Linked DNA regions of Homo sapiens: region 2 is linked to region 1. A link is a contact called in ENCODE Hi-C or POLR2A ChIA-PET data. All regions are on one chromosome and are shown on one strand. Each heading gives the region's core, a stretch centred on a gene start or an enhancer-like site at or near the end of the contact. The rest is flanking DNA. Distances are from core to core; before and after follow the strand shown. Region 1 holds the start of LINC03026 (long intergenic non-protein coding RNA 3026). Region 2 has its middle 120 kb from the start of SPATA31C2.

Evidence for each region. Hi-C counts contacts between places; a loop is a spot of excess contacts on that map. ChIA-PET counts read pairs that join two places held with the same protein, here RNA polymerase II (POLR2A). Pooled maps may share reads with other maps.
Region 2: a loop to region 1 is called in a pooled map, with 2.3 times the contacts of the local background. The contact joins the enhancer-like site here to the promoter of LINC03026 in region 1. A Hi-C loop is called at or near these places in 1 of 50 pooled maps. POLR2A ChIA-PET finds 5 or more read pairs at or near these places in 3 of 52 experiments (HEK293, activated naive CD4-positive, alpha-beta T cell and activated naive CD8-positive, alpha-beta T cell).

What each region holds. Positions count from the first base shown.
Region 1 is chr9:88,076,650-88,079,554 of GRCh38, reverse strand. It overlaps LINC03026 (long intergenic non-protein coding RNA 3026), which reads left to right and starts at 1,655. Exons shown (of 2, transcript NR_135138.1): 1 at 1,655-1,832. It overlaps LOC124902201 (syncytin-A-like), which reads left to right and starts at 1,655. Exons shown (of 7, transcript XM_047424307.1): 1 at 1,655-1,832; 2 at 2,072-2,172. RefSeq lists an enhancer at 2,407-2,905.
Region 2 is chr9:88,257,307-88,260,048 of GRCh38, reverse strand. No RefSeq gene overlaps it. Among named protein-coding and RNA genes, the nearest start is that of SPATA31C2, 120 kb to the right of the region's middle. Within about 2 kb of position 1,273, at least 7 of the 41 ENCODE cell types and tissues checked have a DNase peak (open chromatin) inside an H3K27ac peak, as active enhancers do.

The DNA.
Region 1 (2,905 bases), core at 406-2,905:
AACCTCGTGATCCGCCCGCCTTGGCCTACCAAAGTGCTGGGATTATAGGCGTGAACCAACGTGCCCAGCTGGTTTTGCAGCTCTTAAAAACAGTGACTCTACAATGTTTTTCTCACATTTGCTGGGGTCACTTTCTAAGGTGTATAGACTAGTCCTTTACAAACCAACCCTCTCCTCTCCCTGACAACTTGGATATTGCTTCCTCCTCTGCCTGTCGAGGTGTTTTGTCTGTACCTTAGTTTGAGTTTCCCTGCTAAGCACCAAGTTCAGAGCCAGGCTGTGGGACACACGGTAACTAACCCAATATGTCCCCTTCCTGCAGAGAATACACAAGTCCCAAGAAGGTCCATGGGGCCTCAGGGAAGGAAAATATGGTAGGAGGGCTCAGGTCTAATTGAAAGTTGCTCACCTCCAGCCCCAAGGTTTTTTTTGACCCGGATAAAGTAAAACAAAGAAAGCACACTGAAATTAGAGGGAGGCAATGGCATTTTGCACACCTTAGTAACAGCATGTGGTGGCCTGTGGGCATCCTGTATGACTGCAGAGGACCAGGGAGCTTTCTGGGGCAATGAAAACATTCTGAATTTCCTCTCTGGTGGTGCATATTCGTCAAAACTTAGCAACTGCACACTTAAAATAGGTGCAACTTGTACATAAATCATTCTCCAAAACAGTGATTTTGGAAAGGCCTCATGTGGTCCTTTTCTCTTTCCTGGTTCCTTCTCTGCTCACCTGCCAACAGTGCTCCATGGTCCCCCAGGTTGGAGCACGTGGAGGGATGAAGCAAAGGGAAAAAAGAAATGTCATTCACATGGATCCAGAAGTAAGCTGGCTCATACTGGTGCCTAGAAACACCTCCCCACACACCTTCCCACCAAGGAGCAGTTTGCCAGCCCATCTGTTTTGCCCTCTGTGTTTCCCTGGGCAGGAGTTATCCCCCAGCCATTGCATCCCCCAAACTCCAGAGGTTCAGTTGAGCTGAACTTCACCGAGCCTGAGGCAAGAAGACAAGCTCCCCCTACCCAAGCCCTTGACAAGGCAGGAGGAGGGGCTCACAGCACACGGCTGCCTACAGAAGTCTTCCTCTCAAAGCTCCTTAACCTTCCTCCTTCTCGCCATGTGTAACTGCTCACTGCTTCATCACAGATGTTTAAATCAGCACCGTCTGTATTTTGGTCTGGCAGCTCACTTGGGAATGCAGCATCCTTGGAAATGTGGTGTCGGGTGGATGCACCAATGTCCATCTCCTGCTACAAATGGCAACTGAACTTGTGGCCATCTGGGCTTTTTAGTCTGTTGTTGTTGGTTTTACCTCTGTTTTATACTACCCAGCATCCACCAACAATCACAGGCTAATTTTTCCTACATGATGGCTACTTCCCCAACTCCAGGTGGTTGTAGTAAAGAGGACTCCAGCGACATACGGCCTAGTTCAAGGGGTGGACAGGTCAGCCTTGCAGATATTCAAGGGAGAGCCACCTGGGCAGAGGGAAAGTTATGGACTAAACTGTGTCCTCACAAAATTTGTATGTTGAAGCTCTAACCCCTAGTGTGACTGCATTTGGAGGCAGAACCTATAAGGAGGTAATAAAGGTTAAGTGAGGTCATAGGGTGGGCTCTGATCCAATAGAACTGTGTCCTTATAGGAACAGGAAGAAGCGCTAGGGATATCTCCCCTCCCCCGCTCCCTCTGTCTCCCTCTCTCCCTCCCCTCTCCCCTCTCCCATGAGAGGACACAGCCAGAAGGAGACCGTCTGCAAGCCAAGGAGAGAAGCCTCACCAGCCATGGAATCTATAGGCACCTTGATGTTGGACTTCCAGCCTCCAGAGCTGTGAGAAATGCGTTTCTGTTGTTTAAGTTGCCCCGTCTGGATTCTGTTACGGCACCCTGAGCTAAGACAGGGACTAACTGGTGCAAAGGCCCTGGGGGGGACCTGGAGGCAGGTTTGAAGGGTGGGGGGAGGGGAGGCCATGATCACCGGGTGGAGGGTGGGAGTAGGTGGACATGGGTTAGAAAGGTCGTGGGCCAGGCGGCCTCCTAGGCAGCTTCCTGATGTTGGCCTTTTCATAGATGGAAGCCAACCGTCGGGAGCACACACACCACATTACAAGGATCCCAGCCAGGCCCAGGAGGGGAAGCAAGGACACCCTAGAGGCAGAGAGAACTGGCAGGTAGCACCGTGGGGGATGAGAGCGGGTTGGAATCTAGATCCTTCTTGAGAAAGGAGGACGCTGGAGGGTGGGATGTGAAAACTGGGGGAGAGAAGACTCAGAGGTCACTGGAGGTCTGAACAAGTGCAAGGATAGAGGTGCCCCGAGCTGACACGGGTGGCCTGGGCAGGGGCCGGTGTGTTGGGGGAGATCCTGGGGTCTGGAGGCCAGGGGTCGGGCCATGAGGCCGTACCGGCAAAGGCGGTGCGGGCCCTGAAACCAGGCGAAGACAGAGCTGGCGGGAGGCAGCGGCCCCAAAGTCAGGACCGAGGAGGGCCGGGCTGACTGCCAAGGAAGGCCGGGCTGGCTGCCAAGGTCAACCAGGTGGAGGCCTTCGGGGTTCGGCAAGAGCAGTTCTGTGAGCTGGCGGAGCCTGGCGTCTGCCTGCGTGACGTGGAGGAACCGCAGGCGGCGACCGCGGACAGAATGTACAGGTTTCTGGGCGAGGAATGGAGAATGAGGCGGAGCTGGGCTGCAGGAGACGGAGGCAGAGAGAGACGGCCTGGCGGGAGATGCAGGGGCCCGCGGCAGGGCCCTGGAAGCTCCAGGCGGGAGGAGGGACGTGGTGGCGGGCGGGAGGGCAAGGGCTGGGGCCCGGGCTCATTCCGCAGAGCCTGCGGGTACAGCAGGCTGAGGGGTCAGACTGAGCACAGGGAGCTGAATAGCGAGCCCCGCCCGGCAGGGGAAATGAAGG
Region 2 (2,742 bases), core at 24-2,523, 180 kb before region 1:
AATCTGAAGAAGACAAAGGACCCACTCACATGTTGGGCACTTGCTTTAAAACCTTACTCTTGGCTGGGCGCGGTGGCTCATGCCTGTAATCCCAGCACTTTGGAAGGTCGAGGCAGGCGGATCACTAGGTCAGGAGATCAAGACCATCCTGGCTAACACAGTGAAAACCCGTCTCTACTAAAAATACAAAAAATTAGCCGGGCGTGGTGGTGGGCGCCTGTAGTCCCAGCTACTCGGGAGGCTGAGGCAGGAGAATGGCGTGAACCCAGGAGGCGGAGCTTGCAGTGAGCCGAGATCGCACCACTGCACTCCAGCCTGGGCAACAGAGCAAGACTCTGTCTCAAAAACAAAACAAAACAAACAAACAAACAAAACCTTACTCTTTAGTAGTCGGCTTCATGGGCTGACAGCTGCACTGTTTCTCAGGGCCCAGCCCTCAGAAGGCCCATGCTTGGCTTAATACTCTGCTATCACCATCTTGAAATTCTTAATAATTTTGAACAAGGGGCCCCCACATTTTCATTTTGCACTCAGTCACGAATTATGTAGCTAGTCCTGCTCTTTAACCAGGAGCCAGAGATACGGTCTCCAAAAGGAACATACCTATTTACTAAGTGAAAGAAGCTAATTTGGAAAGGCTATATGGTTCCAACCCTCTAACATTCTGGAAAAGGCAAAACTATGGAGACAGTAAAAAAAAAGATTAGAGATGAATCAGTCAAGCATAGAGGATTTTTAAGACAGTGAAGCTAGTCTGTGGGATACCGCAGTGGTGGACACATCATTATACATTTGTCCAAGCCCACAGAATGTACAATGCCAAGAGTGAACCCCGGTGTCAACCACGGATTTGGGTGATGATGTGTCAGTGTAGGTTCATCAATGGTAACAGATGGACCACTCTGTGGGGGATGTTGACAATGGGAGAGGCTGTGTGTCTATAGGGCAGGGGAGATATGGGAATGCTCTGTATTTTCTGCTCCTTTTTGCTGTGAACCTGAAACTGCTCTAAAAAAATAAAGTTTACTATAAACAAAAAGAACAATGCACCAATGAGGATCTGGGAATGACAACGTGAGGGTTGTTGTGCAAATGGTCAAATCCGACACCTACAGGGTGAGAACCGGGAGAAGGAGGGCAGAGATCCAGCATCAGGACACGCCTGACCCCAGTTCTGCAGGCTGTGGGGATAATAGAGCTGTCTGCTTTGACGGGGCCAGACCTTGCAGTCCAGTAACCATGCAGGCTGTCCCGACGCCCGTGTCTGCCAAATCTCACTTTTTCCCGGCAACAGGCCAGGTCATACCAGCCGAGAGACTTTTCCGGGAGGCTGAAGGCACACCTTCCTTGTGAAGAATGCTGAGCAGTTGTAGAGTTTGTTTCTTTTAAACACGAAATTGCTGAGGATAAACATGAAATGTTTTATTTATTTAAAAAAATGTTTTTCCTTGTTGCGGTTCCTATTTTTCCTTGTTGTGGTTCCTATTACCCAAAGGATTGGGTTTGCTTTTTTTTTTTTTTTTTTTTGCTGGCATTTCAGGGAACTCTCATTTACAAGCAAAACTCATGCTTTAAGTTTTAGAACAAATCCAGACAGACTGCCATTGGGGTTTACCGGTCTTTAAAAACCAGTGATTTATTTAATGTTGTTGATGAAAACCTAGCTTCCAAAATGTTTTCTTGTGAGATGATTGCTTGGTCTTAGTTTCTAGAAGGCTGAGTTTCTCCACCACTCAATCATGTGCAATGACCTCACCCTTTCATCTGCCCAGGAAGGGAAACCGACTCCAGTGTCCATAGAGACAAGCAAGGGAGTCTGGCTCTCATTTCCTGACTTGCAGAGAATCCGGCTGGCTGCCCCTGGTTTCAGTGGGACTGCTCAAAGCTGAGAGCTCAATTTCAGCAGGAAATGCAGAATCAGCATTAAGAAAGCCAATGTTTCCCAAATTCCAATCAGACAGTGAGTTTCAAATGCTGTATAGTCATGCAGTAGTTTTTGAATAGAAAGCAAGCAAGCATTAAGACAGCAGAAAAGACTATTTTCCAATCTATGAGGTTTGTGTTGCCAAAGGGAGAGAGAGTGCAAGGTTATTCTGGTAACTTAGGAAGTATAAGTGACTGAAGATAACCATTTGTGCATGCTGAGGGGCTTGGTCTGTACAATCCAGCAGGCAAGCATGCTTTCATTGTGTTATCCAGACACTTGAGGCTAAAAAACATGTAGGCCAGGCGCAGTGGCTCACGCCTGTAATCCCAGCACTTTGGGAGGCCGAGGCAGGTGGATCACCTGAGGTCAGGAGTTTGAGACCAGACTGGCCAACATGGTGAAACCCTGTCTCTAACAAAAATACAAAAATTAGCTGGGTGTGGTGGTGGGCGCCTGTAATCCTAGTTACTTGGGAGGCTGAGGCAGGAGAATCGCTGAACCCGGGAGGCAGGAGAATTGCTGAACCCGGGAGGCAGAGGTTGCAGTGAGCTGAGATGGCGCCACTGCACTCCAGCCTGGGCGACAAGAGCAAGATTCTGTCTCAAAACAAAACAAACAAACAAACAAAATCCAACCTTGACTTCTCAGTACCTTGCGTTGTAATCCTGCACAGACTGAGGAGAGATCACGAGCACACAGAAACATTTGGGGTTCTAGGGCATTGAGGCCTGCAAAACAGCTGCCTTGTCTGATGCTCAGGGAGGTTGGGCCGTGCCCTTGGCCATCCACATTCCTTCCTTTACCAGGCTGACATC